2 separate regions of the Homo sapiens genome follow, and region 1 is linked to region 2. Evidence: chromatin loops called from intact Hi-C (ENCODE). Cell type or tissue: B cell. All regions are shown on one strand. Each heading gives the region's core, and the rest is flanking DNA. Links, peaks and the distances in the headings are about the cores only. Region 1 holds the start of CPN2 (carboxypeptidase N subunit 2). Region 2 holds the start of LOC105374283 (a long non-coding RNA gene).

The links. Peaks named below come from ENCODE experiments on the same cell type or tissue, not always from the same donor. Only the 100,000 strongest peaks of a DNase experiment are listed, where the experiment ranks them.
Region 1: it touches region 2 in a loop (30-fold over the local background); 8 of 110 quality-filtered maps call a loop at or near these places.

Annotation. Positions count from the first base shown.
Region 1 is chr3:194,338,274-194,353,859 of GRCh38, forward strand. It overlaps CPN2 (carboxypeptidase N subunit 2), which reads right to left and starts at 13,055. Exons shown (of 2, transcript NM_001080513.4): 1 at 12,969-13,055; 2 at 1,495-4,432. The coding sequence starts at 4,429. The coding sequence ends at 2,792. RefSeq lists enhancers at 166-832, 12,531-13,380. In B cell, for the core only: CTCF peaks have their summits at 5,841 (motif pointing left) and 6,050; a DNase peak (open chromatin) is centred at 5,828; H3K27me3 peaks cover 1,712 bases.
Region 2 is chr3:193,775,332-193,790,917 of GRCh38, forward strand. LOC105374283 (a long non-coding RNA gene) reads left to right here and starts at 11,921. Exons shown (of 4, transcript XR_924839.2): 1 at 11,921-12,063. RefSeq lists silencers at 5,577-5,636, 5,889-6,183. In B cell, for the core only: CTCF peaks have their summits at 5,728 and 5,928; a DNase peak (open chromatin) is centred at 5,620; H3K27me3 peaks cover 6,037 bases.

The DNA.
Region 1 (15,586 bases), core at 2,574-10,573, 560 kb after region 2:
CAATTACATTCTAAGGTGATGGAAGCTGATTCACAGATTCACCAAAGCAACAGACACCCAAATTCATTTGGTTTAAGAATAACCTTGCCCAGACCCTTCCGAGATTGGGGATCTTGGCCTTGGGCTGCTGGCTCCAGCCTGGATGTGTTGCCACTCTCTGGGAAAACGACCCCATGTCTAGCACATAGCAGGAGCTTCGGAAATCCCCATCGCCTGAATGCCTGTCTGAGCCACAGACACGTCCTGTCCGCTGGCAGGGATAAAGGGATAGGAAAATCCAGCAGACATTTCTCTCAATTAAATTTCCCCCTCAAAACATAACCCTGCATTAAATTACAACATCAGAATTTCTCTCTGCCAAATGATGTTGGGGAAAGAGCATGGCCAACAGCCAGCTCAGGCCAAGGAGAGATCAGTGAAGAAGCAGCTCCCAGTGTGCCCTGCTCCCCGGGGCACCTCGTGCCCCGTCTCCTGGTGATGTGTCTGGTCTGGCCCAGCAGTAACGTTTTCCATGGGTTCTGGACTAGAACTCAGCACACGCGGCTCCCACACCTCTTTTCTTTCTTTCTTTCTTTCTTTTTTTTTTTTTTTGAGACAGAGTTTCGCTCTTGTTGCCCAGGCTGGAGTGTAATGGTGTGATATCAGCTCACCACAACCTCTACCTCCCAGGTCCCGGGACAAGCAGTTCTCCTGCCTCAGCCTCCTGAGTAGCTGGGATTACAGGCACGTGCCACCACACCCAGCTAATTTTTTTTTGTATTTTTAGTAGAAACGGGGTTTCACCGTGTTGGCTAGGCTGGTCTCAAACTCCTGACCTCGTGATCTGCCCGCCTCAGCCTCCCAAAGTGCTAGGATTACAGGCGTGAGCCACCGCACCCGGCACCCACACCTCTTTTCTTCACATTCTTCAGCCTTTGGCAAATCACAGCTCCTCTGTGGGCCCCAGTTTCCTCCTCTGTGTAAGAAGGAGATTGCCTCTCAATGCTGGCTGAACCCTTCAGTCGCTTGGGGAGGCTTTTAAAAACCGGTAGTAACAAAAATCAAAACGCCGGTGCCTGGGCCCCGTTTTCTGAGATCCTGATTCAATTAGCCGGGTGTTGGTGGTGTGACCAGAAAAGGGTCTCAGTCCAGACCCCGAAAGAGGGTTCTCGGATCTCACGCGGGAAGGAGTTCAAGGCGAGTCGCTGAGTGCAGTGAAAAGAATTTGATTGAAAGCTACTCCCTTGCAGGGCAGGGCGCCCTCAGAAGGCAAGCAGAGGAATGCATTGCCTTTGTTTTAAGTTTTTCTTATGCAGGGGCCTTGTCTGTGAAGACTGAACTCAGCTGTGACTACATGTGGATGGGCTGACAGCATATGACAACATTTATCATTTTATTGATTGAAAGGAAATGATCCTTGACATTCAGCATATGTAAGCACATCAAAGCATAACTATAATTTTCCCGAAAGCATATATTGCTGTGAGTGCTGATGAAAAGAGTCGAACTCTGTAAAATATTTGAAGAGATTTATTCTGAGCCAAATATGAGTGGCCATGGCCCGTGACACAGACCTCAGGAGGGCCTGGGAACATGTGCCCAAGGTGGTCGAGGTACAGCTTGGTTTTATACATTTTAGGGAGGAATGAGGCATCAATCAAATACATTTAAGAAATACATTGGTTGAGTTCAGAAAGGCAGGACAACTCGAAGCAGCGGGGGTGGGTGCTTCCAGGCTGTAGGTAAATTTAAACATTTTCTGGTTGACAATTGGTTGAGCTTAGCTGAAGACCTGGGATCAATGGAAAGGAATGTTCAGGTTAAGATAAAGGATCGTGGAGGCCAAGTTTTATTGTGCAGGGGAAGCTCTCAGCAGACTTCAGAGAGAGAGAGAGCAGGTTGTAAACTGTTTCTTATCGACTTAAAAGGGGTGCCTGGCTCTTAGTTGATGATCTCCTGGACTGGAAAGAAAGGAAGGAAAACAAAGGGGAAAGGGGCTTCTTTATAGGATGTGGATTCTCCTCACAAGAGACTCTGCAGGGCAAGTTCAAGGTAGGGCAAGGAAATATATTTGGGGGTTAAATATTTTTGCCTCGTCTTGTAATGTTATGCCATAGTCAGATTAAAAATAAGTCATGATATACAGGGTCAAATAAAACCCATCTGATGAGAATTTATGATTTGTAAGGCGCGACTCCCTAGACCCCTTAGGTAGGAATTTGGGCAAGATAAAAAAATCAGAGCTTAGTCCTCGTGTGGAGGTGGGTGCCGGCCACAGGGTCTCCCACACGCCAGTCAGAACCCTGCCCCTGTGCTTTCTGGTCATCTCTGCTTCTGTCACATCCTTTTTTTCTCTATACCAATTTTAAATGAAATTCCAGGGAAATAAATGGAAACAGACACTGGGCTTTTGAGCCAGATGTCAGAAGGCAGTGGCCTCCACTTTGTATCACTGGGATGCAGTGAATAGACCTCAGGGTGTAGGTGAGAGCGGTTGGGTGTTACATAATGGGGAGGCATCAGGGCTGAGGATATTTTATTCTCCAGGCTGTGGTGCAGCTTTTGAGGGTGCTTTGCAAGGCATAAGGATGGCCTTGTTAGGCCGCACACTCCAGGAGAAGCGATGAAGGAAGAGGAGGAGGAGACCCTGGTTAGTGGAGCAGACCAGACTCCACCCCCTCACCTTGGGGATGTAACCCTGTCCCTTGCATGTGAAAAGCCAAGGCTTCGGAGACTCAGCTCCCCTCCGCCCCTACCTGTCGCCTGGTCAGGCCCCAGAGGCCCCCTTCCCCAGCTCCTGTATGCGCTGCTACTAGGGCCCTGCTGCCCGAGCCTCGATAGACACGGTGAGCCGCAGAGAACCGCAGCTCGACCTCAGGTCCCACTCCTGACTAGCATTGTACTGCAGTCCCAGGGAGCCCTGCTGAGGAGAGAGCTGGACGTTCAGCCAGCGACACTGGGCCTGGTCACAGGCGAGCACCACGGTGCCCTCGGGGTTGCTGTAGGTGCACTGGCTCCGGGCTGCCCTTTCCTGCACAGCCAGATCCCAGCTGCCCCCTGCCTTGCTTTCGTCCGGCCACGTGACCTGGAAGCCCAAGTGGTCCCGGGTGACGGGACACACCAGCTGCTTCTCATTCAAGGCGGGCACCACCTGGCCTTTGAGGTAGGCAGGGCCAGCGCAGTAGGTCTGGATGTTCAGGAGCCGATCGGTGTACTGCTGCAGCCAGTTGAAGAGGTAGGCCAGGTGGCAGTCGCACTGCCAGGGGTTACCGTGCAGGGCCAGGTTGAACAGGTTGTAGTTGGTGTCGAAGATGCCCTCCGGAAGTGTGGTCAGCTGGTTCTTGGAGAGGCTGAGCAGCTCCAGCTTGGACAGGTTCTGGAAGAGGGCTGGGTGCAGCGCCGTAAGGTTGTTGCTGCCCAGGTAGAGTTTGACCAACTCCTCCAGGTCTCTGAAGATGCCAGCTGGGAGGTGGGTAATGGCATTGTATGAGAGCATGAGGGAACGCAGGTTGGACAGGTGGGCAAAGGTGCCCTCAGCGACAGTCTCCAGCTGGTTATGGGTCAGAGACAGGCCAACCAGGCACGGGGTGTGGGCAAAGAGGCCGGCAGGCAGGACCCGAAGCATGTTCCACTGCAAGCTCAGAAAGGTCAGATTACCCAGGGAGGCAAAGATGGAGAGCGGCAGGTGCGTGATGGCGTTGCGTTGCAGCCACAGCCTCTCTAGGCAGAAGAGCTGGGAGAACACCTGAGGGGGCAGCTCCGAGATGTTGTTGCTGTCCAGGAAGAGCTCCTGCAGGCTGCCCAGTTTGCCAAACACACCCTGGGGGAGACCAGAGAGCGCGTTGTTGCTCAGCTTCAGGGTCTGCAGGCTGGTGAGTGGGTGGAACAGCTCCTCCGGGAGCTGGGCCAGGAGGTTCTGGGCCAGGTTGAGTGTCTTCAGATGGGTCAGAGGCTGGAAGAGCCTCCTGGGCAGGGCCTGGAGCTGGTTCCCCTGCAGGTGGAGGGACTCCAGGGCAGCCAGGTGCTGGAAAAGACCCTCGGGCAGAGCCTCCAGCATGTTGAAGTTGAGGGTGAGCTTGCCCAGCGAGGTCAGGTTGGAGAAGATGTTGGTGCTGAGGTTCAAGAAGCTACTGCCTGTGACCTCCAGGTCCTCCAGCCTGGGCAGCCCCCCGAAGGCATCCGGCCTAAACTGGCAGAGCTGAGTGTTGAGGAAGACCACCTTGGTCAAGTTGGGGTTACTGCCAAAAGCTCTGGTTTCCAATGTGGTGAACGAGGTCTCCACAAAGATGATGTTTTTCGTATATGGCGGGATGTCCAGTGGGACGGTGGCAAGCTCCTCATCTGAGCAGAACACCTCCTGGACGAAGCAGTCACAACCCATGGGACAGGGCTGGGCAGGCCTGGCCAGGAGCAGGAGGGAGGTCCAGAGCAGCCAGGCTCCAGGGAGCATCTTCTAGATTCGAGGAGGGAGAGAGAACAGGAAGAGAAACTTGATCATCACACAGCATGGCACAGTGACCAGGGCACAGTGACCAGGGCATAGTGACCAGAGCACTGGACAGCGAGCTCCAACATGCGGCAGGACCAAGACCCAGGGCTTTGGGGCTTTCTGTATTCTTCTCAGACTGGGGAAAGAAGTGGAAAGGAGACAAAAAGGCATGGAAGAGAGACACAAAAGGAGACCATGGGCATTGTGGAATTTTTAAAGATAACATATAGGATATGGACAGATGATTCCTGAGTTGGAAGCTCCTAGACCGTAACTCTTCCTGAGTTTCCAAATCTCAGCACACGTCAGAGCCAAATGATGCAGAGATCCTGGCACCTGCTCTTTGCACAGTTGGTGGAGGGGAAGTGCAGCCACAGAGATGAGATGGCTCCTCAAAACTGCTGCTGAAATGCCCTCCTCCTGCCCACCTCTGCCCATCTCTGCCCACTCCTCCACGGCGAGACCCGAGGAGATTTCCAACGTCATGTGGACAGAAGGACCCCAGACCTGGGGATTCTACAGAACAGTAGATTTCTTTAAAATTCTCTAAAATTCTTTAGATTTTCTTTACTGTTTTTTAAAAAATTAAAAAACAGATTTTCTAGCATGTACTCACAGGTCACAAATTGGTGATGCACCTTACAAATATGTTTTATTTATTTCTCAGTGACATTGTTCATATATGAATCAGTAGCCAACATGTAAAAATTGGAAAACGTCACAATAAAGGTCTAGGTTTCAGAGTGATCTGGGGACAGTGGGCCCGCATTGCCACATAGCAAGACCAGCTGGGGCATCGTGGCCCCTGCCCTGTTAGAGGGTGTGTGCCCTCCAGGCCGCCACTGTTCCCATGCAGAGCACTTATTCACATGCCTTGCAGTGGTCCTAATTCCATGAGTTCAAATCTGAGGTCCATTGCTTTCTAGCTACGTGACCTTGGGCTTATTGCTTAATCCATCTGTGCTTCAGTTTCCTTATCTGTACAATGGAGATTAGAATAGTCCCTACCACATAAGGGTAATTGTTAGGGATTAAGTGAGTATATATAGGTAACAGTTTTACATCAGGATCTGGCATAGAGTGAGTAATTAATCAACCACATTAACCATTGTTAAAGGTTGCAAGCTACCTCATTACAGAAAAGGTTATTTGAACACCAAAAAATAAAAAAATAAAAACAAAATGCTCTTTAGACGGAATACACTTGAATTTACCAAAAATTTAAAAAAGAAAGAAGCTCTTTCACAACATAATCCTAATTTTTCTTAATCAACTTCTTCTCAGTAAAAGGGGTCCGCGAATCGGGTTCTGCAGTTGCAGAATCTGGGTCCCTAGCGCTCCTCGCTGGCTGTCTCTCTGCTGCCCTCTGCTGGTGCCTCCTCCACCTGGAGATTCCGCTTCTGGCTGAAGGTCTCCCATTAAACTCATGGGTTTAGGACTCAGTGCTTATTAGGGGAGCCCCCTTGACTCTCCCGCTCAGTCACTCAGTGACTCTCAGTCCTTCCAGGAATGTTCTGCCTCATCATTAGAGAAGGGACAACTTCTCCCTGAGAAAATGCACACCTTCCTTTAGGCTGCTCTAAGGCATGCATAGCTAAGTGAGCTTGGGGAGGCGGTAAGGAAAATCTCTACCAGTAATAACCGCTGGCCTGGGATTAGAATCTGACTCCTGCGGCCAGGCGCAGTGGCTCACGCCTGTAATCCCAGCACTTTGAAAGGCCAAGGCAGGTGGATCCTGAGGTCAGGAGTTCAAGATTAGCCTGGCCAAGATGGTGAAACCTGTCTCTACTAAAACCTACAAAAATTAGCCAGGTGCGGTGGTGCACATCTGTAATCCCAGCTACTCGGGAGGCTGAGGCAGGAGAATCGCTTGAACCCGGGTGGCAGAGGTTGCAGTAAGCCGAGATCGTGCCACTGCACTCCAGCCTGGGTGACAGAGTGAGACGTCCATCTCAAAAATAAATAAATTAATTAAAATAAAATAAATAGAATCTGACTCCCGCAATCACCTCTTCCAGGAAAAGGAAAATGTCCCTGCCACTTAGGACATGTGAGGGGAAGGAACAAGCCTCAGGCAAACGTGTGCCTCCTGGCTCTGTGTCCCTAGACCCCAGCTACAGAGTTAGCATGAGACTAGGAACAGAAAGCAGTGGGCCTGGCTGAAGAGGCATGGGGTAGCCACTGTCCCCCAACACACACCACACACACACACAGCTGCCACTAGCACCTGGCCTGCCCCTGAGGCACCTACACAAAACCCCTAGGGGTCCTGAAAGAAGCCACCCCTGACCCTAGGAAGAAGGACCTGGAGGTACATGTCTCCACCCTAACACTCAGCACAGGTGCCGAAATGATGGGTTTTCATGGCAGTCTTTTCTGTGTACTCATCTCTCTATGCCCAGAGCAGCAGTGACTTCCTTTGGGCTCAGGCAGGTTTTGTTGAATGGAGCTCTCCAAGGCTGGGAAGAGCAGTTTGGGAGGCAGAGCCACCCCCCTGGGATGGGCAAACCCAGAACAAATGACCCCCAGCCAGGCTGCCAGAGCTGCCTCGATTCCTCCAGAGAGCAAGAGGGGAGCAGTTTTGTTTAATTTTATTATTTTTTGAGACAGAACTTCACTGTGTTATCCAAGCTGGAGTGCAGTGGCACGATCATAGCTCACTGCAGCCTCAATCTCCCGGGTGTAAGTGATCCTCCTGCCTCAGCCTCCAGAGTGGCTGGGACTATAGGCATACACCACTGTGCCCGGCAAATTCTTATTTTTACCATGCCATAATATGATCATTATGCCAGTCCCTCTTCCTTGCTAGCCCCATTGGTCATTGTTTCTCAAAGGCTATTTCCAGAAAGTACTCCCCTGGAGTGATGGACCAGACAACGCTGGGGCCTGTGGGTCCCGAGACCAGCTGGCCTCCTCCCAGGGAGAGTGAGGCAAGGTCCCGGGGTCTTCACAGCAGGGCTTGGCTTGTGGAGCCCAGATCTCCTGGTTTTGTTCATCCCTCCCGCCAGGAAAACAGGGCCAAAGCCGGAGTTGCACCATGGAATGCTCGAGCCCACTGGGGTGAGGATACCTCTCTGCGGAGCGAGCTGAGCTGCTCCCTGGCTTCCCTGGGTCTGTGCCTCTAACTTTTCATCCGTTGTCTTTGGAAATAATGTGCTTTACACATTTCCAACAAAGGAAGGAGCTCTAGGATTCAAGCCTTGAATCAAAGCCATGGCACTGGTGGCACAGAAAGTCTAGTACAGGCAAATCAGCTAAGGCTCGGGAGATGCAGGCAGAGGGAGAGATATCTCCCTGATGTGGGGGTTTGGCTGAGGGGTTAGTTCCCACCTGCCAGTTCCCAAAGCTCCCGCACATACATCTTGATCCTCAGCGCAAACCTAGAAGTGCCCAGGGCAGGCAGACTGGGGCTCCCGGAGCTACAGTGACTGGCCCAAGGGAACACAACACAGAAGCGAGGGGCCAGGGCCAGTCCTGACAGCCCGGGCTCTGCAGGGAAGATGGACCCGGGGAGGCAGCCCACGGAGGCCGGGGTCCTGGGTACCCAGAGCATGGTTTAAAATGGGGGCACAGCCTCCAGACGGACATGTGCCCTTGGCACCCCTTGTGGGTGGTATCACTGGGGGAGGAGGGCCAGAACAGGGCCCTCTAAAGTTCAGGGCAAGACCCCTCTTGCCTGGGTCTACTGGGGCAGGGAGCAGGGAGGCAGGGATGGTTCTCACAGTGAGGGCGCAGAACACTGACAATTTCCAGACGGTCCACTCTCAGCCCGAGCCCCATCCTCACCTCACTCGGGAGTGGCTACGAGTCAGACAGCCTGGGTTCAAATCCTAACTCCCCTCCAGCTTAGCTCTGTGGCTTTGACTGCATTGCTTAACCTCTCTGTGTTTTGCTTTCCTCCTCTTCCAAACAATGAGCACACTACTACCTTCCTGATGAGGATGTTATGAGGATGGAATGAGAAAACGCATGGAAAGCTCTAAGCTCAGGGCCTGGCACATGGCAAATGCGTGGCAACGTTAGTGACCCTGATCTTCCGAGCAGTGCAGCCCCAGCTCTGTGCTGAAGCAGTCATGGGTTAGCTAGGGAGAAACCCATGAGATCATCCAACCACCCCACTGTGAGCCAATGAGACGCCTCTCCACAGCACTCCTTCTAGCTCTTTCCTCCAGCCAAGGGAAAGAGCTAGAAGGTTTAGGGGAGCAGAGATTCTGAGGGCTCTGACTGGGAGCTCTGGCCTTGGCCCCTTCCCCAGCCTGGCCTCAAGAAAGCAGGTCACTGGGGAGCTCTGGAGATGGACGCGCCCCTCCCTGGGAACTGGGGAGGCTGGCCCCCAGGGCCACAGTGGGGTGGCAGCCAGAGGTTTTCTGCTCCTCATCTGGGAATAAGACCATCAAATGCCCACAAATATGTTCCACACTTTCGGCAAGCCAAGGAAGTCTGGCTTTTTAAATGGGGTTTTTTTTTTTTGAGGGATAGGGAAGGTTTGGCTGGGTGCAAATGAGCTCCTTCCTCTCCTCACATTGCTTATGGGAGGGTACGTTTCTGTGCATGCCTCAAGCCAGTCTGTCATCCACCACAGAGCTAAGCCTCACTTCTTCCAGAGGGTGATGGGACCTAGAATGGGGCCTAGAACCCTGGCCCCAGACACCCAGGGACTGCCACCCGACGCTGGCTCCATGGATGTCTGCCTCACCAACGGGCCTGGATTTGGCCATTTGGGCTCCAGCTCAGCTGGAAGCACAAAGAGGGGCTTCTGAGACTTATCCAGAGTCCCTGGCTGCTCCCCAAGCCTGGTCCCCTCTCTTCTCAATCCAGCAACGTAAGTCCAGTGGCTGAGACGGTCAGGTTTGCACTGGGTTCTAGCCTCTGCTCCTGCCTTGGCCAGCCCACCCCACCCTCTGCCCAGTTCAGCCCACCCCATCCGCTGCCCAGTTCAGCCCACCCCACCCTCTGCCCAGTTCAGCCCACCCCATCTGCTGCCCTGGCCAGCCCACCCCACCCTCTGCCCAGTTCAGCCCACCCCACCCTCTGCCCAGTTCAGCCCACCCCATCCGCTGCCCAGTTCAGCCCACCCCATCCTCTGCCCAGTTCAGCCCACACCACCCACTGCCCAGTTCATCCCACCCCATCCGCTGCCCAGTTCAGCCCACCCCATCCTCTGCCCAGTTCAGCCCACACCACCCGCTGCCCAGTTCAGCCCACCACCCCCGCCCAGTTCAGCCCACCCCATCCTCTGCCTAGTTCAGCCCACCCCATCCGCTGCCCAGTTCAGCCCACCCCACCCTCTGCCCAGTTCAGCCCACCCCATCCGCTGCCCAGTTCAGCCCACCCCATCCTCTGCCCAGTTCAGCCCACACCACCCACTGCCCAGTTCATCCCACCCCATCCGCTGCCCAGTTCAGCCCACCCCATCCTCTGCCCAGTTCAGCCCACACCACCCGCTGCCCAGTTCAGCCCACCACCCCCACCCAGTTCAGCCCACCCCATCCTCTGCCTAGTTCAGCCCACCCCATCCGCTGCCCAGTTCAGCCCACCCCACCCTCTGCCCAGTTCATCCCACCCCATCCGCTGCCCAGTTCAGCCCACCCCATCCTCTGCCCAGTTGTGTCCCAGGGAGTGAAGCCACCTCTCAGAGTCCCAGTCTGCGACTGTAAACCAAGAACGACCATGATAACAATAATCATCATAATACCTCAGTCCCGGCATGGTTAGGGCTATTGTGACTCTCAAATGAGAGAACAGGCATTGGGCCGCAGCAAGAAAATAGAAACAACCTAAATGTCCAACATGAGGGATTGGTTACATGAATCATGCTACTCGGATGTAATGGAAACCCTCTCTGCTATGTTTAAAATTATATTACAGGCTGGGTTCAGTGGCTCATGCCTGTCATCCCAGCACTTTGGGCGGCAGAGGCAGGAGGATTGCTTGAGGCCAGGAGTTTGAAATCAGCCTGGGCAACATGGTAACATCTCATCTCTTCAAAAAATTATAAAAATTACCCAAGCATAGTGGTGCATGCTTGTAGTCTCAACTACTCGAGAGGCTGAGGTGGGAGGACGGCTTGAGACTGGGAGGTCGAGGCTGCAATGAGTGGGTGATTGCTCTACTGCACTCCAGCGTGAGAAGGGGGAGACCTTGTCTCAAAAAAATAGAATAAAAGATAAAATTTTAAACAAAAAGAAAATTTATTATAGATGTGTATTTATGGACAAGATGTTTGCAATATCTTAAGTGAAATATATGAAGTCTCAGAATGCTGCTTTTCCATTTTTAAGGTGTATTTGTACACAGAAAACATAATAGAAGCTTATGTACAAAATATTTGTGGTGGGGTCTGGCACTGTGGCTCACACCTGTAATCCCAGCACTTTGGGAGGCTGAGGCGGGAGCATCACCTGAGATCAAGAGTTCAAGACCAGCCTGGCCAACATGATGAAACCCCGTCTCTACCAAAAATACAAAAATTAGCTGGGCGTGGTGGTGTGCGCCTGTAATCCCAGCTACTCGGGAGGCTGAGGCAGGAGAATCGCTAGAACCCGGGAGGCGGAGGTTGCAGTGAGCCGAGATCGCACTATTGCACTCCAGCCTGGGCAACAAGAGAGAAACTCCATCTCAAAAGAAAAAAATTTGTAGTCATTACCTCTGAAAAATTGAATTGTGGATGATTTTAATTTTTTCCTTCTGCTTAAAAATATATGTTCCACATTTTTAAGTAAGAAACATATCACTTTTGCAGTAAGGTTGAAACCTATTTTATTCTAAATATTGAGATAAACATGTAAAATGCACAGCACAGTTCCACACACACAGTAGGGGCTTACTTGACTCTTTCCTTCCTGGCAGTGATGTTGCAAAGGCCCGAGGGAGCTTGTCTATCCTCTGTGTTAGCTTCTGGAAGAGAAGACAGCTGACAGGTTGAACTAAGAGGCCGTTGTGAACTGGGCACTATGCGACCCTCCCAATTTATACCCACCCTCCCAGTCCAGTGCAAGTCACACTTCCCCCATGAAGCCTTCCTGACTACCCTCTTCTTTTTTTTTTTTTTTTTTTTTTTTTTTTTTTTTTTTTTTTGAGACAGAGTTTCACTCTTGTTTCCCAGGCTGGAGTGCAGTGACGCCATCTCTGCTCACTGCAACCTCTGCCTCCCGGGTTCAAGCGATTCTCCTGCCTCAGCCTCCCGAGTAGTTGGGATTACAGGCGCCTGCCACCACATCTGGCTAATTTTTGTATTTTTAGTAGAGATGGGGTTTCACTGTGTTGGCCAGGCTGGTCTCGAACTCCTGACCTCAGGTGATCCGCCTGCCTCGGCCTCCCAAAGTGCTGGGATTACAGGCGTGAGCCACCGCGCTCGGCCCTTTCTTGGGTCCTCGGATCCCTCTTGTACTGTGTTGAATGTTTGGGCTCTTCCGCTCTGTTTTCTAGTCAGTTGCACCCACCCGACTGAGCCCGTGGTACTGCAGTCTTGCTGTGGTGTCTCTGCAAGCAGCTCTGCACCCCAGCACCTGGCTCGGGGCCAGGCACTGAGAAGGCAGTCAGGCCCTGTGTGCTGAATTGAAGGAATGTGTTTGTGGCTTTCAGTGACTTCGCATCTCAGGCCTTACTCTCATCCTGCTTAGTAGCAGGGGAAAGCACTTTAGCTCCGCCAGTGCCCCCAGCTGGGATCAGATTCTGACGCCATCACCTACTAGCGGTGTGGGCTTGTGCAAATCACTCCAACTCTCTAAGCCTCAGGTTTTCCAGACTTAATTATCACCTCTGCCCTCAGAGTTCAAATTAGCACTCCATTGGATGATAAATAGGCTAAATAAGATAGTAAATAGAAAGCCCTTAACACAGCGCCTGGCACATACTGAATGTTCAATAAAAGGTGGCCCCCTGCAGGTTTATTTCACCACAAACTTTATTATATGAGCCAGCACGCTTCTGGGAAGGAAACCAGGAGCTAGTCATCCTTGGGCCTGAGCTGGGTGCTGTGGCATGCGCTTGTAATCCCAGCTACTCAGCAGGCTGAGTGGGAGGATCGCTTGAAGCCAGGAGTTCAAGACCAGCCTGAGCAACATAACAAGACCCCCATCTCAAAAAACAATAATTATATTAATAAATAATTAATAATATTTAGTATTAATATAGGATTAATAAGTAATTAGTAATACTATTTATTATTATTATGCCAAGATGACAAGTATAAACTAGGCAGAACCAGGCCAACCTGGACATCTGGTCACCCTGCTTATCCTCTACTCACTACCAGCCTTGTAGGCCAGGACTGGCAGATCTTCATCTCACAAACCCCCGCCCCACCTTCCTCCTGCCTCTTCCCAGCAGCGCCCTAGCTGAGCACCTCAGGGACTTCTCCTCCCGGGGCAGGGGCCCCCCAGAACCGCAGCCTGCCTGGAGCTGCGGAATGCTCTGAAACGGGGGAGATCGCAAGTTCCCGTTCCTGCCCCCACGTCCCTGCAGACCCTGGAGCCCTTCAGCGACCCCGGGAGCCTACCGTGAGGGCCGAGCGGGTGGCGCCGGGCTGCCCTGTCTTCCTCAGGAGCAGAGAGGAGTCTGGTGTGGCCTGTGGTCAGCTCAATCCAGCCCCAGCGCTGATCAAAGTTCCAGGCAGTGGTTCCTCCCCTCACGTGGCCCCAGCGTCCCAGAATGTCACCAGGGTCACAGGACGGGAGAGGGCCTTGGCAAGGCCTCTGAAGATTACAAAATGACCCTGAACTCCTCCCATGTACAGAGCCCTGCCGGGGCCAAAATCCCACCGAGGTTGCAGGGTTGGCACCTTCAGGACCCCGAGGACACTCAGAAAGCTCTAGAGATTCCCGCAGGCGGCTGGGTTGGTGAGGCCTGGGATGGGGTCCACGCTCACACCCATACCTGTGAGCAGAGGCAGAGGGACTGGGAGCCTGCCTTCAGCCTCAGGCCCCTGCTGGGCTCTCAGCGCCCGGAGGCATTTCAAGAGGGCTGTGGATTTGTTGTTTTGTCTTGTTGTGTTTGTTTGCTTGTTTAATGAATGAACTTTCTAAACCCTTCCTGAATTAGAAGGGGGAAAAGCTATAGGGAGATGAATTGGGGCCCAATATGGAGAGGAGCGCTCACACACTCAGGGCTGGCCGAGGACGAAAGATGCTGCTTTGGAAGGGAGGGATTTTCCCATCTCCGGAGGTGTGGAACCAGGGCTGCAAGACACACGGAGTGTGTGTGTGCTGAGTGCGTGCATCTGGGGGTGTGCATGTAAGTGGGTGTAAATGTGAGTGGCTGTAGGGGGTGTGTGGTGAGTGCATGTGTGGGGGTGTGTTGTGTGTGTAAGTGGGTGTATGTGTGAGTGGGTGTGTGCGCGCGTGGGTAGGGTGTGTGTGTGGTGAGTGCGTGTGTGGGTGCGTGTGTGGGTGTATGTGTGAGTGGGTGTAGGGGTGTGTGTGGTGAGTGCGTGTGTGGGGGTGTGGTATGTAAAGAGGGTGTATATGTGAGTGGGCGTGTGTATGTGAGTGTAGGAGTGTGTGTGGTGAGAGCACATGTGTGATGTGTGTGTAAGTGGGTGTATGTGTGAGTGGGTGTAAAGGTGTGTGTGGTGAGTGCGTGTGTAAGTGGGTGTAGGGGAGTGTTTGGTGAGTGCATGCGTGTGGGTGTGGGGTGTGTGTGTGTAAATGGGTATATGTGTGAATGGGTGTAGCGGTGTGTGTGGTGAGTGCGTGTGTAAGTGGGTGTATGTGTGAATGGGTATGTAAGTGGGTGTAGGGGAGTGTTTGGTGAGTGCGTGCGTGTGGGTGTGGGGGGTGTGAGTGGGTATATGTGTGAATGGGTGTAGGGGTGTGTGTGGTGAGTGCGTGTGTGTAGGTGTGCAGTGTGTGTAAGTGGGTGTATGTGTGAGTGGGTGTGTGTAAGTGGGTGTAGGGGTGTGTGTGGTATAAGTGGGTGTGTATATGCATGAGTATGTCTCGTGTGTGTAGAATGAGAGTGTGTGAGAAAATGTGTGGTAAGTGGGTGTGAGTGTGCAGTGAGTGGGTGTGTGGGTGTATGTGTGTGGTGAGTGGGTGTGTGTGTGCAGTGTGTGGGTGTGTGGTGTGTGTGGTGAATGGGTGGGTGTGCGTGTGTGCAGTAGGTGTGAGTGTGTTGGGGTATGTGTGTGTGTGGTGTGTGGTGAGTGGGTATGTGTGAGTGTGCACTGAGTGAGTGTGAGTGTGAGGATGTATGTGGGTGTGTGGTGAGAGCGTAGGAGTGGGTGTGTGGAGGCGAGCAGGGTGAAGGGGTGACCTGGACGAGCAGTCTAAGATCGTTTCAATGCCAGGAGTCTACCATTTAAAGTAGACTGATGGCTTTTTCACTCATTGCATGGTATTGATTTTTATCTACGCTTTTTATGAGTACAAATTAATGTTTCTTTTGCACGTGAGCTGATTGCATCAGCCAAACTGCAAAGGTCTAATGGAGTGTGGCAAGGAAGTGTGTTTCAGTGGCGATATGCCACAAATGCACTCTGGCAGAGGACAGCGGGAGCCTCTGGGATGGAGACAGGCGGTGAACAGTGTGCCCAGCTCCCCCTCAGCGGCCCCCGGGCTGGCAAGGGTGGGACAGTGGCTGGGAAAAATGGCTTGCGTGGGGGCACTCACAAGCAGTTCTGGGAAGAGCCTGGCACTGCCCTGTACTCAAGGTTCTCAAGCCATCCACACTCGCCTCCAGCAACACCGTTTGTTCATTGGTCAACGTGGCCTGGTGAACAAGAGAAATTTGGCATTGGACAGATCTAGGTTTGAATTCTGACTCTTCAACTAACTAGTCAGTCCTTAGACAAGTGATTTAATCTCTACAAGTCTCTGCATTCTCGTCTGTGGAATGGGTGTGGCAGAAGGCCTGGGGAGGTAGGAGACAGAGAGAGAGAGTGTGTGTGTAGGGTGAAACATCTGTGGAAGGGGACTTGCATTAAAAATTCCAAGGATCAGCCAAGCGAGGTGGCTCACGCCTGTAATCCCAGCACTTTGGGAGGCCGAGGTGGGTGGAACATGAGATCGGGAGATCGAGACCATCCTGGCCAATATGGTGAAACCTCATCTCTACTAAAAATACAAAAATTAGCTGGGTGTGGTGGCATGTGCCCGTAGTCCCAGCAACTAGGGAGGC
Region 2 (15,586 bases), core at 2,393-10,392:
AGCAATGGAGATTGAAGGGACAGAGACTAATTCAAGCTATCGCAGGGCCAGAACTGGGTGGTGGCTGAAGGTTGGAGAGAAGAGGCCAGAGGAGGATGCTCGTGTCAAGCCCCTTGGAAAGGAGAGAATGGGACTATTTATAATGAATTAGCAGCCAGCAGCCGCTCCTGTCACTGCTGTTAGAAAACTGGCCTTTGACCTCGGAAGGGTCCATCCTCCAACTGCCACTCCCTGGCTCACTGCAGAGTCATGCAAGGTGATGCTCCCCCATAACTATGGTCTCGATGCATCTCAGATTCTAGCCCCTCAGCTCCCTATGGGGGTTAATCTGCATCTGAACGTACTGGTGCAGGCATTCTCACATGTGGGGCCTTAAATGTTAGAGTCTCTCTTGCTGACCAAATGCTCTGGGCTCCCCAAGGCTGAGAGCTATTAGGGAAACAAAGGAAAGCCCTTTTAATTAGGCTCTCTGCATTTCCCCGCAGGAGAGGGAGGAGGGGCGCAAGAGCCCCAGTTGTTCTGGTGATTAGATACAACAGGGGAGAAGTTTAAAACATCTGGGTGTATTTATACCTCCAAAGCCATGACCGAAACACGTGAGGATTCAAAGGAGCTGAGCCTTCCACTGGGCTTTTGTTTACGTTTATTGGCAGATGCCTGGGAGGATCCAGGGTTGATGGGAAGTCTCAGGGGCAGCCCTTCCTCAGTCTCTGGAGACACTCACCTTCCCCTCCCCCTCCCGCCAGAGCCCAGGCCTGGGGAAGAGAGGAGGGAGACTTATTATTCTAGAAAGTTACATTTATAGTGTTGTTCAGCACACCACTTAAAAAAAATTTATTTCAGGTTTAGGGATATATGTGCAGGTTTGTTATGTAGGTAACTTGTGTGTCTCAGGGGTTTGCTGTACAAATTGTTTTGCATCCAGGTACTAAGCATAGTACCTGTTGTTTTGTATCCAGGCACTAAGCATAGTACCTGTTGTTTCGCATCCAGGTACTAAGCGTAGTACCTAATAGGTAGTTTTATGATCCTCACCACTTTGTTTCTTAACCAAGTATCCCACTTTATACCCAGCAGGCACACTGAGGGATGGGAACTAGCAGACTGGTCTCCAGCAGGTTTTAGACTTGCAGTTAAGAACTGTGTTAAAACTCGCAACCAATTTTCTGTAATACATAAATACATATCCTTAAAAAAAAGGCGGGGAGAAGGAGCAATGAGTGTTTATAGAGATTTGTCCTCAGTAGTCACTGGCAAATTCAAACGGAAGACTATAGATGAAGACAAAGATTTCAGTGGTCTCTGTTTTGCAGCATCTGGCAAAATTCAGATGTCATTGAGACTCTGCAGTGGTTGAATGTCCTTTTCTACAAGTTATGGCTAGTGTAAGCTATTAGAAAAAAATGTCAATAAAAGAAGGCAAGATTCTTCTCATTTGATACCCCAGTGCGGATCTTCTAGAAAAGTCACCTCTATGCAAATCCTCTCACCCTGACAGCCGCAGAGGACAGGAAGCCCTTCCCCTGGCTGATGTCACATTTTTTTTTTTTCTGAGAACGACTACTTTTCAAAAAGGCATTTAGAACAAATTGTGCCGTTTGAGAGAAGACAGGGATAGAACAGAAACCGTCAAGCTTTAATTTCCCTGCTAATTAATGCTTGATCATCTATCCTTTTATGATTCTTGACCCCAGAAGGAAAATTTATTAGTACTTTTAGATTTTGCACAGTCGTGCTAAATGAGGCATGTAATGCATTAATTTAGTGCCTCGTTAGCATAAACAGGGCCTCCCCAGCCCCACCCCCCATTCCCCATGGAAGGTTTCTCTGGAGCTGTAGGGAACTTACCTAGCACAGAATGCATTATTTGGCTCTGGTGTCTGAGAGGCCATAGCCAAGGTGGGGGCTTGCCCTACCCACCCTGGGGGATTCAAACATCAGACCTGTCTCTCCTTTTAATGAGAACATTTAAATCCCAAAGGCTTCAAGCCACTTCACACCAGTCCTCATCTTACAGAAGGCCCAGTCTGTGCAACTACTTTTCAGCATCTCAGTCCTACCCCTCAAATCAAAAAATGAAATCTTAACCCTAGGAGGGGATTTCTGTTGGTTGGGATAGTGAACTGTTGGTGTCCTAGCTGATTCAGGTCATATTCAGCACAGGCATTTAGCCTAGATATTTACCTGGAATAGAAGCCAGCTCAGTAAATGCCCAGGTTTGCTGCAGGTACGTTTAAAACCCTGCAAAGGATGCTTCAAGTTGATGCAGTCCAGCACCCTGTGTTTTAACGGAGGCAGAGAATTGTGGAGAAGTTTGCTGGGCAGGGAGCAGGGACTCTGCTCTGACTCTGCCGCCAACTCCCTTGGGAACTGCGGAAAGGCACTTGCCCTTTCGGACCTCTGCTCTCCCATCTGTTAAACAATCTGTAAATCTCATGTCTAAGGTCCCTTCCGGTTTTGACATTCCATCATTCAACGTGCTGAGAATGCCAGGGGCAGACTGCGTGAAAGAGAAAGTCTATCGCTTTGGGCAAATCTATTTTTAGGAACATAACCCAAGAAGATAATTAGATGTACACATGAAAATAAGGTATTTATGAGATTACAAAAGACTGGTTAAATAAAATATAGTATATCTATATGACACAATCCTATGAAACCATTAAAAATAACACCATAGAATAGTATAGTCATGGAAAGACATTCGTAATATTTTGTTTTGCAAAAATCCAGGGCTTTTAAACAAGACTTCACACAGGATAATAGTTTTGCAAAAATATATCCAAAAAATATGCCTAGAAAGAGATCTGAGGGGATCTACACCAAACTGTTAATATCTATCTTTAGGTAGTAGGGTTTTAGGAGATATTTGTCTTTTTTATAATTTTCTGTATTTCCAATACAGAAAATGAAGGTGTATCATTCTTAGAAAAAATACAAGTGTGTATCATTCTTGGAAATTTACTTAAAATGAATGTGTATCATTCTTAGAAAAAAATATTAAAATTATTTAAAAGAAACAAAATTTTGTTCTTAAATATGTGTATTCTTTTCACATCTCATTTTTCAGATACATGAAATGGCAGCTACGAAACATCTTAAAAGGTCAGAAAATAAATGAATTGTTGGCTAGAGGTCAGCCAACAATAAAAAATTTGGATGATCAAAACTGCTTGACATATATACAATGCTAGGTGAGTTAATTTTATTAAGGCTGAAGAGAAAAAAATGTATAAAGGTTTTCAAATGAAGAACCTGGCCTGACTGGCATGTGTCCTTATTATGATCCCAGCGTGTCCATCTTGCAGAGGGCTTAAAGATGATCCACATCAGCTCCCACATTACACAGACAGGTAAGGCACTTGCTCCAGGTCTGGGAGCTGTTTACAGCAAAGCCAGGACTAGAACCCTGTGTCCAGCTCTAGCTCCCATCTCAGGGCCAAAGCTACAAGGACACCCGCCCTCTCCGTGTGACCATGGAGGATGCCGGGGCTGAGATTTCCTTCCTGGAGCGCTCCAGGTATGCATTCTGACGGCTCACGTTACTTTCTTCTCAGTGGCGGTCCTTGGCTCTAGAATGTGATCTCCTTGGAGATAGACATGGCACTAGGCGTGCGGATCCTGTCTGGAGTGGGCAGAGCTTCTTCTAGAATACCAGGGCTTCCTGCCACATTCTCTTCACTGCACGGCAGTTTGTCTGTGTTCTCTGAAGTACTCTTCTGGGTTAATTTGCCCTAAGGGAGGAGAGCAGAGATTGGAAAAGTCAAAATATTAGATTACGTGAATATCGCTTATAAATTACTTGGAAATTCAATTCTACCACTATCCCCTGAGAATGTCCTCATTGCTGGGAACTGTCCTCACTGCTGGATCTTTGGGAGGAAGGAGGGTGATGAAAGGAAAGAGGAAGATGCTGTAGACACTGCCGCTGCACTCCAGGGTCTCAGAATCTGAGTGGGGGAATAGTCAATGGGAAGAAGGAGCTGTAAAATAAGGCAGCCTAGAAGAATGTGAAAAGGTACAAGCCGAATACAACACCAGCAGACTCAACAGGGATTGTTTAGTTTGGAGGGAGGAGGTCCCTAAAGGCTTCCAGGAAAGGATGGCATTTGAGATAGGTCTTTGGGAAATGGGATCTCAACATTTAGAGACAGAGAAAGGAGCATTTGAGGTTGAGGGAGCTGTGAGTGACAGTATGGTCAATGCAGATGCAGAACGGCCTTGGGGGTGGAACTAGAAACAGGTAAGGGGCCAGTGTGGCCGGAACTCAGTGCACATAGGAAAATATGAAGAGAAGGTGTTGGAGGGATGTGGGGTCATGGTTTGAGGTGCTTGAAGAACCCATAAAAGTATCTGGACTTATCCTATATGAAAAAAGGAGGTGTTGCCTGCAGGATTTTGAGGTGAGCTGTGCTTTAGGAATTTTTTTTTTTTCACATTGGAGGGGAAAAGACTAGAGTCAGAAGCAGTCATTTTAGAGAGAAGAAATAATCGTGATGACAGGAAGATCCCAGGTCCCCTGCTTCCAGCTGGCGAGGAGAGAAACCAAGCTCTTTGGTTCTTCTTAGACTTTGTGGCTGCTCTTACAACTTGCTGAGAGAAACTTCTGAGCTGGTGTTTCAGCAGCTTTAGTTAGAAGCCAGGAAATGTAACTAGTGATGTTGGTGGCCCCTCTGCGATGGGTGGAAGGCTGGCGTCCTCCCCACTACCATGCAGGAGAAATTGTGCTCCCACGCTAACAGCTGGGACCCCAGTGTGGTCCTGAGTCGGCGACTGTAAAGCTACATTTTCCAACTAAGGGATGCCTCAGGAAATAATAAATCTCTCAGGATTTATGGGCCAGGAAATTCTTTCAGGAGAGAAAATAGAGAAGAGGTAAAGCAGAGATGGGGCAAGGCAGGAGAGCAGCTGCCCAGGACCCTCCTGGCACAAATATTGGGCTTGGTGAGTTGCGGAATTGCCCATCAGAACTCATGGCTGAGAAGGACTTGAAGGATAATCTAATAGGATCTCTTTTGCTTTCCCCTTCATTGAACTCATGCTTCCTTCTCTGCAAAGTAAGAAGGTTGAACTCAATGACCTCCAGGGTCTTTGCCTCCAGGTTATTTGATGCTTGTGGTGAAGCCAGTCTTCTCACTAAGGGCTCTGGTTATGCCACATGCCTCATTTTCCCCAGCTGAAAATGCAATCAACCGAGTCACCTATCACCCATGTTTGGGCTGAGGATTAACGATGGGAGGACATCTGGAGACTTCCCTCGGAGGGATACAGCTGGGTCTGATTACCTCTTATTTACTGTCTTTTTACTCTGGAGACGGCCCACATACTCACCCTAAGGAACAATGACAGAAGCATGCAGACCATCCCAACACACCCTCCAAAACACCCCCAGCCCAGCAGCCAGTCGCCATGCATAAAATGCATAAATCCACAAACGCAGACTCGGGCACACACATAGGCACACGCACACACGTCCTCTTTCTTCGCCTTTTCTGCCTGGTGTCTGTCAAACAGTGCATCCCCTTCATTCTCAGAGATCTGAGACCGGCCTTGTTCTGGAGTTGGTGAATTCCAGCACACCCCCTGCCTTCATTCCAAGCTGGAGCTCCGGGTGCCGTCAGCAGATGGCGCCCGGAGCTCTCAAACGACTGGGTGAATGCCTCGGGCCTGAACTTCTGGCCTCCCCACTCCCACCCTTGGAATGGGATAATTTGGGAGTCATCTGTGGGAGGGCTGCCAAGGCCTTAAATTTACTACTTGGAGCTGGGATAATTTTCCCCAGACGGGGCATGGAGGGGGAGAGAGGAGGAAGGAAGCGGGGTGGGGGCTGCAGACCTGGTCAGGGCCACGACAGCTCCAGCTCTGCCAGCCAAAGAAGGCCTCACTGAGAGGCCCCATCCAAAGGGGTGTCTGAAACAAGGGCAGGTCACACCCTGGAGGGGGAAATGCTTTCACTGCTATGAAAACCCAGGAGAACAGAAGGATTTACAGACAAAAAATAAAGCCAACAAGAGCTTCCAAATCATGTCTATCCCTCCCACTTCCAATCTCTGACTCATCTTCTAAGCCCAGTTTCAACCTCACCTACTGTGTGAAGCTGTCCCTGACCCACACACCTCCTGTCAGCATTAACCATTCATTTCCTTTTAACTTTTTATTCTGGAATTTTCCAAGCATATACAAAAATAGAGAATATGATATAACAAACTCTCTTATACCCACGCCCAGCTTTAATAATGACAATTATCAATGTTTTGCCAAATTGTTCATCTATTCTCCAACCTTTTTTCTGGAATGTTTTAAATCAAACCCCAGACATCATATCATCTCACCCCAAAACACTTAAGATGTTTTTCCCTAGCGTTACTTATTTATTTATTTATTTTGAGATAGAGTCTTGCTCTGCCGCCCAGGCTGGAGTACAGTGGTGTGAACTTGGCTCACAGCAACCTCCACCTCCCAGATTCAAGTGATTCTCCTGTCTCAGCCTCCTGAGTAGCTGGGATTACAGGCTCCCGCCACCCTGCCTAGTTAATTTTTGTATTTTTAGTAGAGACAGGGTTTCTCCATGTTTGCCAGGCTGGTCTCGAACTCCTGACCTCAGGTGATCCGCCTGCTTTGGACTTTCAAAGTGCTGGGATTACAGGCATGAGCCACCGGGCCTGGCTTTCCCTAGAGTATTTTAAAACAACCTAGACATCTGCATGCATCTCTGACTGAGAAGGACTGCTTTCCCTTTAACATAACCACTTGCCATTATTATATCTAACATTTACAATCATTCTTTATGGCACTTAGCTCCCTGTGGCATTTGTCATGGTTCGTTTGGTGTGAGAGTTACACCGAACATAAGTGTGTATCCCCTCTATTTGACTGTAGTTGCGTTTGGAGCATGGATCAGACCTCACTTATTCTGGAGTTCTCAAGGACTCCCAACAGCACCTGCTCAGAAGCCCTGGAAAGTCAGAGCACAATTAAGGACATTCGCTCTAAGAAGACACTCTCACGGTTATCGCTGGAACCCAGGGTCCCTCCAATTGGAAATGTGAAGTCAAAGGAGGAAATTGCTCTTAGGCTGAGTCACAAGACTCGTGTCCTTTTCTCCTGAGGTAGATAAGAGACACACACACAGGCAGATACACACCTCATGCCTCCAGGAGCCGCAGAGGCAGAGAATGCAAAAAATGTGGTGGTGCCAGCCGCAGCGAGGTCTGGAAATGCCTTCTTAATTGAGCCTTTCTGGGAGCTGCACAGGCTGGCTGGAGGAGGGACAGGAATGGAGAGGCGAGTGAGGTGGAAGGGGCCACGAAGGGCCATGTCTGAGATGGGGCCCAGGGGTCTTTGATCCTACTTCGTTTGTCATGAGTTTAGAGACCCAGAAAAAAGAGCCTTGAGTTTCTTCCAATAAAGCACTGTTACCTGAAAAATGCCCATCAGAACAGAATTGCTCCACCTTTGAATGGTTCTGTCTATAGGAAAGTCTTTTCTAATAGGAGCCCAAGTCTCTTTTCCTGCAGCTTTCACACACTGGGGCCACTCTGAACAAATTTAGTGGTTTGACAGGAATGATTAGGGGTGGGGATGGGACTCAGAAACCTCTGCAGGGTGCCTAGTAAGTGCTAGACATCTTGCATGCATTAAGTCGTAAACCAGAAAACTCCAGAGAGACCTTTGCTGTGGATATTACTGTCCCATGTTGCGGATGAGGAAAGGGGCTCTGGGAAGTCTGCAGGTTGCCCAGGACACAGGTCCACCCAGCTCTCATCTAGCCTGTCTTCTGGTTTCCCTTCAGATGGCTGGAAACACGGCTCCTGGCTCCTCGAGCCCTCTGGTCTCCCGGCTTCAGACCTCCCTTACAGCACATACTTTCCCAGCCCATCATGACCAGCTTCTGGGGTTCCCTCTGTTTGGTCTGCAACCCTCTTCAGTGAGATCCCAGACAGGGACATAAGCATTCTTGTTGCTTTGCTGGGAAAGCACGATATGCCAGCCAGCAACCGATGTACATCATCATTTGCTTGAAGAAATAACATGAGCTTGTGACTCCTGGCCACACTCTGGGTAGCAGGAGGAGCACAGTCTGAGGTCAAAGGATGTCACAACTCTCAGCCAGGCTGGCTGAGACAGGTTCTAAAACAACCCTTTCCAACCTACTGCTCTCCTACTCCCAGGACCTGGAGCCACTGACCCTGCCATGGAACAGGTTGCATGATGTTTTACATCAAATTGTATTGATTCTTTGGTGAATAGGTAATACGTTCTCATGGTTTAAAGTTTAAAATGGTACCAACGATATAAAGTAGAAATCCTCCCTCCTACTCCTTCCTCCCATCACCCATCTTCCACTTCTAGGAACAATGTTTCCAGCTTCTGGTGCATTCCTTCAGATGTAGTCATCATGGATACAATGCAAATAAGTAGGTATATGTGTATCCCTATTCCTTTTTCCTTTTTAAATACAAAATCAGTGTATTATACTGTTTACCACTGCCCTCACCTTTAAAAAGTTTTTTAGATTTTTTGTAGAGATTGGATCTTGAGATGTTGCCCAGGCTATCTTGAATTCCTGGCCTTAAGCGATCTTTCACCTCGGCTTCCCGAAGTGCTGGGATTATAGTTGTGAGCCACTTGAACTCCCTCCTTTTATTCACTTAGCACGTATACCTGCAAGTTTGTGACTTGAAGGGGTTTAAATTTACCCTCTTCTGCACCAGTGGTCCGAATGTGAACCCTACACTGTGAACCCAAGACAAAACACAATGCAGGCTGGGCATGGTGGCTCACACCTGTAATACCAGCACTTTGGGAGGCTGAGACACACAGAGAGCTTGAACCCGGGGGTTCAAGACAAGCCTGGGCAATACAGTGAGACCTTATCTCTACAAAGAAACAAAAAAACAAAAAAACAGACCTAGTACTGTGTGCTTGCAGTCCCAGCTACTCAGGAGATTGAGATGGGAGGACAACTTTGGCCCAGGAGGTAGAGGTTGCAGCAAGCTGTGATCACACCACTGCATTCCTGGACTGTAGAATGAGACTCTGTCAAAAAAAAAAAAAAAAAAAAGAGATGAACCTCTCATTTAATGCTTGTTAAACAGATAATCTCCACATAGATATAAAGAGATGACTGCAGATGCATTCTTTTTTGCATCTCCCATGTACATTTTCCAAGAGATTTTGCACTGCTCTTTGGGGGGTGTGACCCCTACTTTATAAGGACAGTAATCATCCAGGGACTGACATGATTTATCCAAACTAAGCTGCTGCCCTATTTGAGCTACTCTGATTTTGTGCTTTGGAGGCATTAGAGTTGAGCATCTGAGAACAGAGAGACTTGGCTGAGTTTTCTAAATAATAACTTCAATATACTCAGATGCGCTAGGAAGAAGTCACGCTGTCAATATGATACGGTCAAAGGACTCAGGTTTCTCCTTCCACCTTGAACTGAAGATGACACATGCACCAAATCATTTTTTTCTAAGCTTTCTTTTAGCTTCCATGGCTGCAAAGCAGTGATAATTCAACTTGCCATTAGGGTTTTAAGTACTCCCAGGTATTAAATACCTAGCATTAAACAGTACAAAAATATATTTTTAAAAATACCAACTAGGAAAGTGCTAAAATGACACTCTGTCTTTGCCTAAGTATACTATGAGAAATGGAAAAGCTGGCCTCTGGGGGGCCATCTGCTGAGCCCAGGAGTCTAGGAAGCTTCGATGATATATGTGCAATCACTGAATTATGCTGGAGAAAAGATCTAAAACAGACATGGTTTCAGAGCATTCATGATAAATGGTTCTTCACAAATTGAAGCTGATTATTTCTCTCCCTCACATTCCCAAAGAGGTGGTCTCTGCTTTTAAGCAGAGTTCATTCCTGGAAACTCCATCTTAAAGGGAAATCCTAGTCTGATTGTATAGTTAAGGGTCTCTCTCTTCAAACATGTTCAGTCTCATGAGAGAACTGAATGGATGAAAGTGACAGGAAGGAAGAATAGGCACATTTAGACCCCGTCAAACAAGCGTGGCAAAAACTGAAGCCTGCTTGAAATGATGCTCTGTAAAGAGAATGCAGTTTCGTATAACGAACAATTGGTGCAGTTATTGAATAATGTAGATGGCCGTTGAAGTGAAAAAGTGCAGATGGAGACACAGTAAGACCTGACGCATGCCTGGGAGATTTAGAAAATGGTTCCCCAGGCCGGGCGCGGTGGCTCACGCCTGTAATCCCAGCACTTTGGGAGGACGAGGTGGGTGGATCACGAGGTCAGGCGATCGAGACCATCCTGGCCAACATGGTGAAACCCCATCTCTACTAAAAATACAAAAATTAGCTGGGTGTGGTGGCGCATGCCTGTAATCCCAGCTACTCGGGAGGCTGAGGCAGGAGAATCACTTGAACCCAGGAGTCGGAGGTTGCAGTGAGCTGAGATTGCACCACTGCACTCCAGCCCGGAGACAGAGCGAGACTCCGTCTAAAAAAAAAGAAAAGAAAAAGAAAATGGTTCCCCAAATGGAGCCCACTGTGTTGCCCCCAGCTTTCTCTTCCCTTCACCTGGGCCCTTCTTCTACCCTGAATATCTTGGCCCAGGGTAAGGGACAACTGTCGTAGAGAGCCTTTCTGTGCCTCAGTTTTCTTCATAGGAAAGTGACCATGCAGCAGTCCAAGGACATTCGCCAAATGCTGCAGAGCCTGGGAACTAACCGCCTCCCTTCCAAGCCTGATGGAAGAAATGGCCTCCCTTCTAAGCCTGGTGGACCTGGGACATCTGAGACCAGAAAACCAGAGGCCAGCTGATTAAATATTAATAGTTAGCTGTTATGGGAAGGTCTCTTGAAAGAGTTCAAGACCAGCCTGGGAAACATATGGAGACGCCATATCTACAAATAGTAAAATAAGTTAGCTGGGCATGTGCCTGTCATCCCAGCTACTCAGGAGGCTAAGATGGGAGGATCACTTGAGCTCAGGAAGTTGAGGCTGCAGTAGCTATGATTGTGCCACTGCATTCCAGCCTTGGTAAGAGAACAAGACTTCATTTCAAAAAAAAAAAAAAAATCCTGTAATCCCAGCACTTTGGGAGCCTGAGGCGGGCAGATCATGAGGTCAAGAAATCGAGACCACCCTGGCCAACATGGTGAAACCCTGTCTCTACTAAAAATACAAAAATTAGCTGGGCATGGTGGCACATGCCTGTAATCCCAGCTACTTGGGAGGCTGAGGCAGGAGAATCGCTTGAACCTGGGAGGCGGAGGTCGCAGTGAGCCGAGATTGCGCCACTGCACTCCAGCCTGGGTGACAGAGTGAGGTTCCATCTAGAAGGAAAGAAAGAAAGAAAGGAAGGAAGGAAGGAAGGAAGGAAGGAAGGAAGGAAGGAAAGAAAGAGAGAGAGAAGGAGAAAGAGAGAGAGAAAGAAAGAAAGAAGAAAGAAAGAAAGAAAGAAAAAGAAAGAAAGAAAGAAAGAAGAAAGAAAGGAAGGAAGGAAGGAAGGAAGGAAGGAAGGAAGGAAGGAAGGAAGGAAAAGAAGTTAGCTGTGGTGTTAGCTGGGCCAAACTAAGAACACCAAGTCAGTTTTGTCTGTGTTTTACATCTACAATTTTAAATATCAAATTTAAACATTGAAAAGTTTTTTTTTTCCTTTGAACTGGTGAGTGGCTTTGGCTCCCAGCAGAACAAATGGAGAGAAAGCAATGAACTGTCTGTGGAGTGAGTGTGTATTAAAACGTGGAATGAGGATCTCCCCCACGGGGCGGGGAGACTAGGAGAAAGCTGCCAGAGGCTGCTGGCAAGAGATATCCACTGGTTCTAGACCTGGCGGAGAGCGCTGGAGGTGGGTGGGGAGGTGGGGGTTGGGGAGCGTGTTGGAGTTGGGCTTGGGTCATTGTAGGTGAGCCGGCGTGGTTCTCTCTCAGGAAAGCACCAGAGAGGCCTGGCTCTGGGGAAGTTGGAGGTTTTACTCCCTGGCATCATCTGCAGTCGAGAGTGATCTGGCAGATACTATCTCTCCCAACCAACTTGGCAAGGCTCTGGTCCTGTGTGAGGAGGCAAGGAGTTCTCTTGGATGAGGTGAGCACACCCAGGTGAGGCAGCACACAAGAGGTCCACGCCTGCTCTGCAGACAGAGGGAGGTTAGCATCCGGAAGAGGCAACTACACAGCTGCCACCCCATTCGGTACTTCTCTCAAGGCACACGGGCGGTGTGGCAGAGCCTGTTCCTTGCTGACCAGTGTCCATTCCCCCTTTCTTCCTTAGTATCGGATTCCAGTTTTATCTGGAGTGGTGATGAGGCTACATTTCCAGCCCTCCTTGCAGCAAGGATGGCCAACGAGACGCAAGCACAAGTCATGACGTGGGTCTTCAAGGGGCCCGACTTGGTGGGCAGAGCGCTGCATTGGCCTTTGGCGTTCCCCGTAGTCCTCTGCAGGGGACTCTGCAGTAGCCCATGAGGTTACAGGGCTGATGCGAGGCTTGTGCTCTGGTAATGATTGATCATTTTGTAGGCTGCAGCCTATCTACAGATGTCTTTTAGATGGGCAAATAAACTCCCAATTTGGCAAAGTCACTCCAATTAGGACTCTTACTACCAGCTAAACAGAATTCCTAACTGATCCAGATGGACTTGGAGAGAAAAGAGCTCCCAGTCACTGGAGATGTGCAAGCATCAGTGGCAGGGGTTAGTGGGGCGAGGGGCCTGGCAGGGGCTGGCGGGGCAAGTGCAGGACTAGAAGTATTTGCTATTTGGTGACCCTCTGTGAGGTGTTCAAATCCCAGCCTGCTGGGGCTATTGGTTAACTGGTTTTAGTCTGAGCCTTAAAACAACAACAGGCTCAAAAGAGAAGAAATTCATCACAAATTAGGGGCCCATTTGTGTCACCTGCCTCTAAAGTCGGAGGCTCTGCAGCAGACGAAGCCCTGTGTTGCTGGGGAGAAGGTGGCTTCACGGACACTCCCGTTTCAGTGTGACTGCCTTTGGGGCCTATAGGGGGCACTAAGGAACTATGGGATCTTGTTGCCTCTGTGGCGGGGTCAGCGCTCAGACCTCCAGCCAACCCAGCCAGCAAGAAGAAGGAATGGGGCTGGGGCTGGGACAAGGGTCGGTTATAGTGGGTAGAAATGAAATCGCCCCTTCCCCATTCTTCTTAAAGATCTAAAATGCAGAGCACCTGATTTTAAAGTTCAGAAGAAAATGTCTCCCCTCCGCAATGAGAACTTGACATTTCTGTCACTGAATCTTAGACTAGAAAGGGGCCTTGGAGATCAGCCAGTCCTCACTATTCATTCAGCAGATGAGAAACTGGAGTCCCGAGAAGGAAAGTGATGGATCCAAAGAGAGGCAGGGCGTTAGCAGCAGGGCTGGGCCGCAGGCTGGGCCTTCCAACTTCCAGCAGAGTGTTCTTTCCACCACACCACACCCACCGTCTTGGCCACGTTTGTTCTCTTTTCTGGCCCTGGGGGGACTCTGGCAGGGCTGGGGGTCTGATGTGAACTGGAATCTGTTCAGTTGCACCTCTCATTGCTCCTGCCAGCTCGCCAGCTCTGGCTGATGGAGGCAATTAGAACCAGACATCCCATAAGGCCATTCCAGAAAGATCTCTTAAAATTCCACAGCAGCTGGGGACTTGCCTTTCCCTGCAGGGTTCATCTGGTGTGTAAATACCTAGTTGTGTAAGGCACAGGGTTGGGGGGCCATGCTTACACATACACAGTCTCTCAACCCACATTCACCCACAGATAGAAAAATAGAGAAATATTCAGTAGGAATTCCTTTCCTTTCTACCTCCCAAAGAGAGAAGTGAAGAATTTACAGGCCACCCTGGGAACATTTAATTACTTGCTGCTGAGGGATGGGCACTGTATTTGCACTGGGCAGTGGGTGGCAGAGGGTGGGGGACATCCCTGGTTTTCTTCCTTGCACCGCAGAGGGCTGCTTCCCACCACTGGGTTCTGAGGAAGGCCAAGCAGTGTTTGTGGCCAGCTTAGCAAATATGCAGTCCAGGAGCCTGGCTCAAAGATGTTGCCTCAGTTTATCTGTGGGAGCCTTGAGGCACCAAAAGACAAAATGGCAGAGCAAGGAATCCAACCCAGGACCACTGGCTTTGATTAACCTGTTCAATGATCTCCAGTGACTGTAACATCAAAACTGAAGGGCAGATCCTGGCTCATGAGTTGATGGAGCCCTCTCTTTCTCAGGACTCCCATTTCACAGTTCTCACCAGTCAACCTTGCTTTGGCCAGCAATGTGCTGCTGTTAGTTGGCCAGTGTTTAAGTAGACCCAGAGGGCCTTTTGTTAGAAGTCAGTGGGAAACAGCCAAAGCATTGCAAAGGCAGATGGAAAAACCAGACACGTTCTCTAACCTGAGGGAGCACCTAGTTCCACTGTGATTTACAGGAGGCTAGAAGGGGAAGGAAAGGGTCATCATTCTGACAAGTCTACATACCAAATTGGTTGCAGAGCTTAAGAGAGAGCCCACATCTTCTGTTTCCCAGACTAGAGTGTTTTCAACACCATCACACCACCACTCCCAACTCCTCCCTTTGAGGTTGCATTTGGCCTGACTATCCCATGAGAGTAGTGTAAAACAGTGTTAAAAAATTAAATCAGGTCATGATTACTATAATTTTTTATTGGGTAGGCCCAATAACTCTGAGCACCTTTCGAAAATCTGTCCTGGGACTTGTGGTTAATTGGTGATTAATCACCGATCCATTTATTAGATGATTTCACATTACCAATTGATGTTATCTCTGTACTCCCCATTTTCCAGTGATCTCCTCTTGCTGACATCCCTTAGATCTTCTATCTGTGTTCCAGATGTGGCATTTTGCAGACTTAGCACTCAGGGAGAGAAGAATGAATCCATCAGTTCGTTCTGCTGCTGATTTTTGTGTTTGGAAGTAGAAGTGCATTTGTTTATTTACTTATTCAACATCAAACACTTGCTGGTGCTGGGAAAGGTACCAGGTGCTGGGGTAGTTGCTGGGGAATAGAGGGACAGAGAACTTGGTTTTAAGGGATTTAAATTTTGGTAGAGGGAGACAGAACATACCCACAATTAGCTCTAATATAGAGAATAAGCCCTACAAGAGAAGGAAAGATGAAGTGAGCTCAGAGGGAAAAATCACTTGGAGAATAGGGGGGAGAGCAATCAGGGAGGAGTTCCTGGAGGTGGTGGCATTAAAGTGATGCCTAGAAGGATGAGTGCTTCTGCTGTGCAGAGACTGGGGAGGTGGAAGAAGTGGGGCAAGGCATTCTAGGTGGGGGAAGGCAAACAGGAAGGAGAGCCATGGCTTGTTAGCAATCATGAGAGGGTCAGTTTGGCTGATTAGGCTGGTTGGCTGGAGGCAGTCCTTGGATGGTGACGGATATCAAGTGAAGAAGTTTGGGCATCAGGCATGGAGAAACCACCATGGCTTCCTGAGTGGACAAGCCATGTGGGCATCACTACCCTAGAGAAGGGTGAGCAGCAGCAGCGTGGACTGGGTGGGCATGCACACACTGTGACTGCCTTGCCCCGGAGCACCTCTCTGTCCTGTAGTCACTCAGAGCTCTGCTGTGTGTCCATCTCTCCCACTCCCCCAGCATGAATC